Linked DNA regions of Homo sapiens: region 1 is linked to region 2. The links are chromatin loops, found by intact Hi-C in ENCODE. Cell type or tissue: K562. All regions are shown on one strand. Each heading gives the region's core, and the rest is flanking DNA. Links, peaks and the distances in the headings are about the cores only. Region 1 has its middle 23 kb from the start of SCML2. Region 2 holds the start of BEND2 (BEN domain containing 2).

Region 1 (5,378 bases), core at 138-5,137, 160 kb after region 2:
TCCCAAGAACCAATCCCTCATTATACCTTTAACTGCAACCGCCAGACACAAACGAGCCATCCAACTCCTACCCCTTTTGGTAAGCCTAGAAATAACAGCGGGAGTAGGAATGGGAGTTGGTGGGCTTGCAACTTCCCTGTCCTATCACCAATGCTTGTCCAAGGGTCACAGAACTCTCGCCCCACTCTGTCTAGTGGAGGGTGGCTTCTTGATGGCCGGTGGTAGGGTCTTCACCTGGAACTGGCTGGAAACCTTGTCGCAGGATCATCTGAAGCTTGATGGTCTCTAGGCAAGAGGAAATGAATTCGGTTAAGAGATTTAACAAAGATGGTCCAGGCCAGGCACGGTGGCTCATGCCTGTAATCCCAACACTTTGGGAGGCTGAGGTGGGCGGATCACCTGAGGTCAGGAATTTGAGACAAGACTGGCCGATATGGTGAAACCCTGTTTCCACTAAAAATACAAAAATTAGCCAGGCATGATGGCACGTGCCTGTAATCCCAGCTACTCCAGAGGCTGACACAGGAGAATTGCTTAAACGTGGGAGGTGGAGGTTACAGTGAGCTGAGATCATGCCATGGCACTCCAGCCTGGGCAACAGAGCAAGACTTCGTCCCAAAATAAATAAATAAATAAAGTCCAAAAACCAAAACCAAGACAAGTGTAATAATTAATAATTGGCCAGCCAGAGGAAGGAGCCATGAACTTAGCATTTTTGACCAGGAGCCCCATGACTCAGACAAGCTTTCAGACAGCTTGGAAGATACACAATCAAATAGACTCCTTAGCAGCAGTTGCTTTACAAAATAGAAGGGGACTGGATCTCCTAACTGCTGAAAAAGGTGGCTTATGTCTTTTCCTAGAAGAATGCTTTTTTATATCAATCAATCAGGATTAATAAGAGATGACACCAGAAAACTAGCCAATTGGGCCTCTAAGGTACGACAACAGCTGTCCAAGTCATGGGGCTCCTGGCCAAAAATGCTAAGTAGGGGTTCATGGCTCCTTCTGCTGGCTGGCCAATTATTAATGATTATACTTGTCTTGGTTTTTGGACCATGTTTGTTAAATCTCTTAACCAATTTCGTTTCTTCTTGCCTAGGGACCATCAAACTTCAGATGATCATGCAACAAGGTTTCCAGCCAGTTCCAGCTGAAGACACTACTGTTGGCCATCAAGAAGCCACCCTGTCTCCACTAGACAGAGAGCGGCGAGAGTTCTGTGATCCCCAATGGTAGGGACTACACCCCAAGTCAGCTGGAAGCAGTCACATAAGAAAGACCATTGGTCCCTCTGCCTCCCATAAAAATGTATGGGGATCACATCTCTCAGTGGGGAAATGAGGCAGGAGAATAGGGTCTGGAGGCAGGGAACCCAAGGCCAATTCACACTGACTTCCTAGTACTGAATCAAAAGGAAAACCCCACCTCTCCACACCCAAGTAACAAAAGGATCAGCGGCTACTCCCTTACCACTGCGTCACAGATGAAAAATGGAAAGCACCTCTGATTGGTCCCCTCCCGCGACCAATCAGACTGATTGCAGGCCAAGTTGTTTGTTTGTTTTTTTTTTTTTTTTGAGACAGGGTCTCACTCTGTCGCCCAGGCTATAGTGCAGTGGTGCGATCTCCGTTCACTGCAACCTCCACCTCCTAGGTTCATGCAATTCTCTTGCCTCAGCGCAGCCTCCCAGGTAGTTGGGACTATAGCGCGTGTTACCACGCCTGGCTAAATTTTGTATTTTTAGTAGAGATGGGGTTTCACCATGTTGGCCAGGCTGGTCTCGAACACCCGCCTCAGCCTCCCAAAGTGCTGGAATTACAGGCGTGAGCCACTGCCTTTGTAACTTCACTTCAGCCTCTGATTGTTCGCCTCCCATGACCAATCAGACTAGTCGTTGGCCAAGTCTTCATTTACATAGGGTATAACCAAGTAGCCAATGGGAAACCTCTAGAGGTTATTTAAACCCCAGAAAATTCTGTAACCAGTGCTCTCAAGCCACTTGCTTGAGCCTGCTGCCATTCTGGAGCATACTTTCGTTTCAGTAAATCTGTCCTTTTGTTGCTTCATTCTTTCACTGCTTCGTTTGTGCGTTTTGTCCAATTCTTTGTTCAAAACGCCAAGAACCTGGGCAACTCCAGTGACAGGACTACTGTGATTGATTGACATGCTGGCTACTTCATCCTGGATTACCTATCCCATTTCTGTCTGTAATTTGCTCTTAGACCCTGAGCCCCCTCATTTGTCCAGCCAAACTATCTCTCCAGCTCCCCAAAGAAAGTTGTCCCAAGCTAGGAAGGGATCAGTACCAAGTCTTTCCTCCTGGCTAGCTAGCCACTTATAACTACCTGATTCTGCCCCCACTAAATACTGGGATATGACTATAAGATGCTGGAACAGGTGTAGGTAAAGTATTTAGAGAGTTAAGCAGGCCAGAAGTGATGGCTCACACCTGTAATCCCAGCTCCTTGGGGGGCCAAGTCAGGAGGATTGCTTGAACTCAGGAGTTCGAGACCAGCCCGGGCAAAATAGTAAGCCCTCATCATGCAAAAAAATTTAAAAATTAGCTGGATGTGGTGGTGCATGTCTTCAGTCCCAGCTACTGGGGAGGCTGAGGCAGGAGGATCACTTGAGCCGGGAGTTCAAGGCTGCAGTGAGCTATGATCGGCCACTGCATTCCAGCCTGGGCAAGCCCCTGCCTTAAAAAAAAAAAAAAAAAAAATGTTGGGCAGGATGTGGTGGCTCACACCTGTAATCCCAGCACTTTGGGAGGTTGAGGCAGGAGGATCACTTGAGTCTAGGAGTTCGAGGCTGCAGTGAGCCATGATCAAACCACTGCACTCCAGCCTGGGCGACAGAGAGAGACTGTATCAAAACAAAAACAAAAGGAAAGAAAAGAATTTTGCAGCTTCTGCAGGAAGCCACCACCCATCACCACAGTGAGGAGGAAACTCACCGGATGCCTGCACAGGGAATGCCACGGGGCCAGTGCTACACTGCGCCCATCAAGTGAGTCCCAGCAGTGAGGAGAAACAAAGCAGCAAACAGGAAGCAGAAAAGTCCTTCAGTGCCCCCTATTGGCAGAGTATAACATGGAGCCGGCTGCCAAAACACAAAATGTAGGTTGCGCAGGTGCAGCTCCAGTATTACAAAGTAGGGAAAAGACTGACAATATCAGGTTCTGATAATGTGGAGCATAGGAACTGTCATATGCCTCGGGTGGGAGTGTAAATTAGTACAACTACTTTGGAAAACAATTTGGCATTATCTTTTTTAAACAACTTTTTAGGCCAGGTGCAGTGGCTCATGCCTGTAATCCCAGCACTTTGGGAGGCTGAGGCAGGCAAATCACCTGAGGTCAGGAGTTCGAGACCAGCCTGGCCAGCATATAGTGAAACCCCATCTCTGCTAAAAAATACAAAAATTAGCCGAGTGTGGTGGCACACACCTGTAGTCCCAGCTACTTGGGAAGCTGAGGCAGGAGAATTGCTTGAACCTGGGAGGCAGAGGTTGTAGTAAGCTGAGATTGCGCCACTGCATTCCAGCCTAAGTGACAGAGCAACACTCTGTCTCTAAAAAAAAAAAAAAAAAAATTTAAACAACTTTTTTGCCTGGAAGTCTCACACCCAAGTAACTGGATATGAGCTCAGTTTGGCATTATCTAATAAAGTTGAAGAGAGCATAGCCTGTGGGCAGTTCTACCCTATGTCTATGCCCCAGAGAAACATGTGTATGCACATTGTACATCAAGGTAAGTGTTTAAGAATCTTTCCAGGTGCAGTGGCTCATGCCTGTAATCCCAGCACTTTGGGAGGCCAAGGTGGGTGGATCGCTTGAGTCCAGGAGTTCGAGACCAGCCTGGGCAACATAGGGAGACTCTGTCTCTATTTTAAAAATACAAAAAATTAACTGGGTGTGGTGTCACATACCTGTAGTCCGAGCTACTCAGGAGGCTGAGGGAGGATCACCTGAGCCCAGGAGGTTGAGGCCACAATGAGCTGTGATAGCACAACTGCACTCCCACCTAGGCAACAGAACGAGACCCTGTCTCTAAAAAACAAAAAAAACTTCATAACGGCATAATTTATAATAACCCCAAATGGAAAACCCGAAGTCCATCTATAGTAAAACGCAAATTAAATTGTGGCATACTCGTTCAATAGAATGAATACTCTATAGAATGAAAATACACAACTATACATTGAGACATGGATGATACCTCAAAATCATAATGTTCAGCAAAAGGAGAGAGAGAGAGAACGAATCCAAAGGGTAAGACTCCATCCCATCCATACAATACTCAAATCCAGGATGCACACCTCAGTGTAAAACAAAAACAAACACATGTGAAAAACAAGAACTGGATTTATTATGAGTTAGGAGTTACCTCTGGGGAGGAGGTTAAGAGTCATGATCCAGGAGGTTACTTACATGTGGGGGAGTTCTGTAATATTCTGTTTTGTTGACATAGGTGACTTACATTAGATTGTTTCTTCCTTTAAAATAAAAAGTACATATGTTTAGTATGCATTTTTGTACATAGGTTATGTTTTGTAAGTTTTTGTGTGGTTTTTTTGTTTTGTTTTTTTTGAGACAGAATCTCACTCTACTGCCCAGGCTAGAGTGCAATGGCGAGATCTCAGCTCACCGCAACCTCTGCCTCTCGGGTTCAAGCAATTCTCCTGCCTCGGCCTCCCAAGTAGCTGGGATTACAGGTGGCTGCCACCACGCCAGGCTAATTTTTGTATTTTTAGTAGAGATGGGGTTTCACCATGTTAGCCAGGCTGGTCTCAAACTCCTGACCTCAGGTGATCCACCTGCCTCAGCCTCACGAAGTGCTGGGATTATAGATGTGAGATTACAGGGGTGAATCATATATCAATTTTTTAAATAAAATTTCAAAAGGAATGAATAGTATGAAAACAAATCATGTTAACTGAGTTTTAGGTAAAGATGACTACTTGTCAGAACCTAGGGGGCCGGGCATGGTGGCTCCATCTGTAATCCCAGCACTTTGGGAGGTGAAGGTGGGTGGATCACCTGAGGTCAAGGAGTTCAAGACCAGTCTGGCCAACATGGGGAAACCCTGTCTCTACTAAAAATACAAAAATTAGCTGAGCGTGGTGGTGCGTGCCTGTAATCCCAGCTACTCGGGAGGCTGAGACACAAGAATTGCTTGAACGTGGGAGGTGGAGGTTGCAGTGAGCCAAGATCACACCACTGCACTCCATCCTGGGCGACAGAGTGAGACTCTGTCTCAAAAAAAAAAAAAAAAAAGAGTAGACTATATTTGTGTGAGTCAATTTCTGAGCTCTCTATTCCATTCCATTGATCTATTTGTCTATTCTTATGCGAATACCACACTGTCTTGATTACTG
Region 2 (5,378 bases), core at 122-5,121:
CAGGAAATCAACTCGGGAATTTGTCAATTCTTTAGACTCAAAGCTCTCACCCAGTGGGGTGGTTCACGCCAGTAATCCTAGCACTTTGGGAGACTGAGGCGGGAGCATTGCCTGAGCCCAGGAGTTCGAGACCAGTGTGGGCAACATGACGAAATCCCGTCTCAACAAAAAATACAAAAATTAGCCGGGCGTGGTGGTGCACGCCTGTAGTCTCCGCTCCTCAGGAGGCTGAGGTGAGAGGACCGCTTGAATCCAGGAAGCGGAGGCTGCAGTGAGCCGACATGGCGCCCCTGCACTCCCACCTGGGCACCAGAGCAAGACTCTGTCTGAAAACAAAACAAAACAAAACAAAACCAAGCAAAAACAAAAACAAAAAACAACAACAAAAAACCTCTGTGAAAGTCTGAGTCATTCCTCATTCCTCGCCCCCCCATACCCCGCCTCACCAAAAAGAGAACAGCTGAAAAAGGATAAGCTCGTCCCAGAAAGTCAGCATCAAGTATCTAATAAGCTTCGAAATCTCAAAATGTAACCCACGCGGGCACCCCGGGAGAGGCGGCGGGTACCACCCAAAGCACCCCCTCAGAACACCCGGAATTTGAGGCTGTGCCCCAGCCGCTATGCCAAAACGCTGAACAGGGCTGTGTTCCGCGGCTGCCCACCAGGGAAAACCAATAAATTCAAGAAAAAGTGCGGCCGCATAGATCTGTATCGCCGGAGCCCGGCGTCGCGAGCGCCGAGATTGTTTCCCAGCCACTCGAGGCTCCGGAAAGAACCGCGGGCCAGAGGGCAACCAGGCCCAGCCTCTTGACGCACTCTCGGCACAAGCCCAAGTCACCCCAACCCTGAGCCACCAAGAGCCACGGAGACGCCATGAGCCTCAGGATCACCTCACGTCTCCGGGACATCTTGAGCCCCTGAGACGACCTGAACCCTGGGCCATCTCGGTCCACCACGCCAAATTTCCCACCGGCGCGCTGAGCAATCGGCGGCAGATGGCCAATACCCAGAGGCCGCCCCCCGACACGCCCCGGTCAATGACTAGCCAATCCTGCCGCCCCTGAATGGCCACCTAAGTGGGTGCCATCCAGACTCTTGACAGAACTTGAGGCCCAAGCTAGCGGGCCAGTTGAGGCGAGGTCACTTTACCCTGTTCCTGGGTCCTCTCTGACATCGTGAGATGGCGGGGTCTGGCTCTGAGGCCCGAGACCTGAGGCCCGAGACCTGAGGCCTACGTCTGCGCCGCGGCTCTGAGGTAACTGCTTGGTAACTGTGTGGTAACTGCGTACACTCGTTGTCCGAGGCACAATGAGGCCCGGGCAGGAGCCTGGACCACGTCTCCGCGGCTGCGCAGTAGCGCTTGGCATGCGTGCGTGACTCCTGGGGGTCAAAGGGCCTCGCCCTCTCCCCCACTTTTGACCTACTTTCTTAAAGAGTCCCTTTTACAAAAATATACATATGTATGTATATATATATTTGTACTATATATGTGTGTGTGAATATATGTAGATATAGATACAGAAGTAGAGATAGAGATAGAGATAATGAACTGGAAGCCAACAGTGTAATTCTGCTCGTCCCAAAACGCACATCATAAAAAAAAAGTCCAATGTAAGAGACTTTCTAAATCTTCCTGCGGGACTCTCAAAGGCAGCCCTTCCTTTGCCGCACTCGGGGAGAGCCGGGAGGGAGGCGATCCGCCACCAGCCAAATCAGGGCCTTTCCTCTTAACGACCACGCGGCAAGGGGGCCGGGCCCTCGCACACCTCGATGGCCTCCCCCACTCCAAAGGGACTCCGATTTCGCAGGATCTCCCAACTTCCGCCTCTGTTCCCAACACCCTACGTGTTTCTCTTCCTCCTCGTTCAGACCCTCTAGTGTTTTCCAGGTTGCTTCCTCATATCCGATACCGGCTTTGGGAACAAATCCGAAAACAAGCCAACTTTGAAAATGTGCCCCTAATAAATACCTAGCAACCCCTCCCCTCCTTCCTGCCCCCTCTAGTAGTCTGCAGTGTATTGTTTCCATCTTTGTGTCCCTGTGTACCGGATCTTTAAGCTCCTGCTTACAAGTGAGAAGATTCGGTATGTGGTTTTCTGTTTCTGTGTTAATTCACTTATGAGAAAGGCCTCCAGCTGTGTACATGCTGCTGCAAAGGACATGGTTTTGTTCTTTGTTATGGCTGCATAGTATTCCATGGTGTATATGTACCACATTTTCTTTATTCAGTCCACCATTGATGGGCACCTAGATTGATTCCATGTCTTTACTATTGTCTTCACATCTTTCAAAACCTCTCTCGGTACTACATCTGTTCGAATAATACCTCCATCAAGACACTTTCCTATAGCCCCCTGGTAAGAAGGATCCCACAGCAGGTAATCTTCACGTCCCTATTAGTATTTAAATTACTTTGCCTGACATTATAAATCCTCGTCAACATGCCTCTCTCCTAAGTTCCTGGAGGACAGCACCATGTCTTATTTATATTTGAACACCACCTCCCTCACAAGATTCTAAGAATTAAATGTTATAAAATAGAAAGCACCCAGTGCCTGGAATTTGGGATCCATTTCTTCACTGTGTCAGTTACACAATGACTCTTGTGACTGTGTGTCTCCTCATTTGGGGGAAGGGTAAGAATTTCTTTACTTGTGAGAAGCAAAGGTGTATATTGTTAGGTAGAAACACAGACTTGTTTTGCTATCGTTCCAGAGTGTACATATGTGTAGGAGGATGCATAGAGAAACTGAGGGCTGAAATGGATACACTGTGCTGGTTACCAATGTGTTACCTCTCACCTCCAACTTCACCCACTTTTGCCGACTCTGTGAAAATGGATGTGGGCCCTTTAAATATTTTTCCCTTTGCCAGTGACACAATTTAAGCCTTTGGCAGTAGAAGGTGCTAAAAGGAGAATGTAGGAGGAAAGAGTTTTTTTGCCTCCTGGTTGACCTGTGCTCTCTGAGGACATTGATGCAAAGTGTAGCTTTCTCCTGCAGGAGAGGGCAGATTTCCAGTACTTTAAAGAGGGCATATTTGCAGCAAGTTCGTGAAGTTGCAAGGTTGGGTTTCCAGCAAATTCCAGAGAACAGATTTACAGCAAAGTCCACCAGTGCAGCCATTCAGTGAGTCTTAGACACTGTGTCTCAACCCTAAGGGTAGGGCCTGTTTCTTATACCTGTAATTTGTAAAGAATATTTTAGAGTTTTCTTATTAGCTAATCTCTCATTACTCCAGTCCTCTTTTATATTTAATATATTTTTCTTTTTTTTTTTCTGAGACAGGGTCTGGCTCTGTCATCCAGGCTGGAGTACAGTGACTCAATCATGGTTCACTGCAGCCTGGATCTCCCGGGTTCAAACGATCCTCCCACATCAGCCTCCCGAGTAGCTGGGACTACAGGCGTGCGCCACCATGCCCAGCTAATTTTAATTTTTTTTGTTGAGGTGGGGTCTCCCGATGTTGCCCAGGCTGGTCTCAAACTCCTGGGCTCAAGTGATCCTCCCACCTCGGCCTCCCAAAATGTTGGGATTACAGGCATGAGACACCACACCCAACCAATAATTCTTTACATTAAACTTTCCCTGTTCAAATTACTGCATGGTATTTCTCTTCATATTGGACCTGGAGGGATGCACCCACCTTTTGGGATTTCCTTTTAGCACACAGTACTCAACAGGTACACAAGTTTGTTCATGGACTGTAATTGAATAGCCAACAGATACTCAGTAATCCCCTTCAGTTTAATTTCTGGTCAGTCCTCTCCATTCATTTGCCTGACCTCTGTTCTCCATGGAAGGAGATGGGAGGGAGGGAAGAAACACTTTCCTACTGTCACACCTAAGACTGGTTTTCCATTTCCTGTCCTGCCTAAGCTACATTAACCTGAGCAGGGAAGAACCGCAGGCAAGGGAGGCTTCCCAGCGATGGGAGAAGTGAGAGGAGATGCTGCAAAGCTGTCTGTTCCCAGGTGCAAGCTGGACCACGGCAGCTACAGAGCAGGTATTTCTGTCAACAGCCAATACAGTCACGGCAATGTGGAGTTCCACAGACTGTAATTGTGGACTGGTGAACATCTTCTGAAAGACAACTTTTTAAAAAGCTGGATGCAATGTTTTTTAAATATTATAGCATTAGGCCGGGCGCGGTGGCTCACGCCTGTAGTCCCAGCACTTTGGGAGGCCGAGGCGGGTGGATCACGAGGTCAGGAGTTCAAGACCAGCCTGGCCAAGATGGTGAAACCTGGTCTCTACTAAAAATACAAAAATTAGCCAGGCGTGGTGGCAGGTGCCTATAGTCCCAGCTACTCGGGAGGCTGAAGCAGGGAATTGCTTGAACCTGGGAGATGGAGGTTGCAGTGAGCCGAGACCACGAAACTGCACTCCAGCCTGGGCGACAGAGCAAGACTCTGTCTTAAAAACAAAAGCATATATATATATATATATATATATATATATATATATATATATATACCATTAAAGAATATCATAAAGTTAACAATTACTGAGCTAAGATCTGAGAAAGACCCAAAACCTAGATAGGTGTGAGAAACTGAAAGCATTGCTTTTGTTCTTGGACATTTGCTGATGCAGAAGAGGCCAAAGGAGGCTGAGCTACACGTTGGGTGGTTTTGTGGGACTGAGGAACAAAAGTTGGAATCTGGGACCCACCAAAGGAGGAGAGTTTGCAAACCACCTCCCACCTCAAACTGGGATCACAAAGAGACAAATCTTCAGAGTAAAGGTAACCAAAAATTAACCACGTAGTCTCTAGATCAGCCTCATGTCACCTGCGAATTTAGCACTCCCAGGTGCCTGCATAAAGCAAGCAGATATTCTCTCTTGCAAAGATAATGGTAACTTATTTCTACAAAGAATTACTTATTTTATTTATTTATTTTCAAAGATATTCTTTTAAAAATTTTTTATTTCAATAGCTTTTGGGGTACAAGTAGTTTTTTGTTACAGGGATGAAATATATAGTGGTGAATTCTGAGATGTTACTGCATTCGTCACCCGAGTAGTGTACACTGTACCCAATCTGCAGAGTCTCACTCTGTTGCCCAGGCTGGAGTACAGTAGCACAGTCTCGGCTCACTGCAACCTCTGCCTCCCAGGTTCAAGTGATTCTCCTGCCTCAGCCTCCTGAGTAGCTGGGACTACAGGTGCGCGCCACCACGTTTGGCTTATTTTTGTATTTTTAGTAGAGACAGGGTTTCACTATGTTGGCCAGGCTGGTTTTGAACTCCTAACCTCTGGTGATCTGCCAGCTTCAGCATCCCAAAGTGCTGGGATTACAGGTGTGAGCCACTGCAGTTTTTTTAATTCCACACCGTCCTCCCACTCTCCTTTTTCTGAGTCTCCAATGTCCATTAT

The links. A loop is a pair of places that touch in the nucleus more often than their neighbours do. Peaks named below come from ENCODE experiments on the same cell type or tissue, not always from the same donor. Only the 100,000 strongest peaks of a DNase experiment are listed, where the experiment ranks them.
Region 1: a loop joins it to region 2, with 4 times the contacts of the local background. A loop is called at or near these places in 3 of 110 quality-filtered maps.

The regions. Positions count from the first base shown.
Region 1 is chrX:18,374,924-18,380,301 of GRCh38, forward strand. No RefSeq gene overlaps it. Among named protein-coding and RNA genes, the nearest start is that of SCML2, 23 kb to the left of the region's middle. In K562, for the core only: a CTCF peak has its summit at 3,072 (motif pointing left); no DNase peak of the experiment used is centred there; H3K27me3 peaks cover 374 bases.
Region 2 is chrX:18,219,577-18,224,954 of GRCh38, forward strand. It overlaps BEND2 (BEN domain containing 2), which reads right to left and starts at 1,310. Exons shown (of 14, transcript NM_153346.5): 1 at 1,150-1,310. The coding sequence starts at 1,174. In K562, for the core only: no CTCF peak of the experiment used is centred there; no DNase peak of the experiment used is centred there; H3K27me3 peaks cover 691 bases.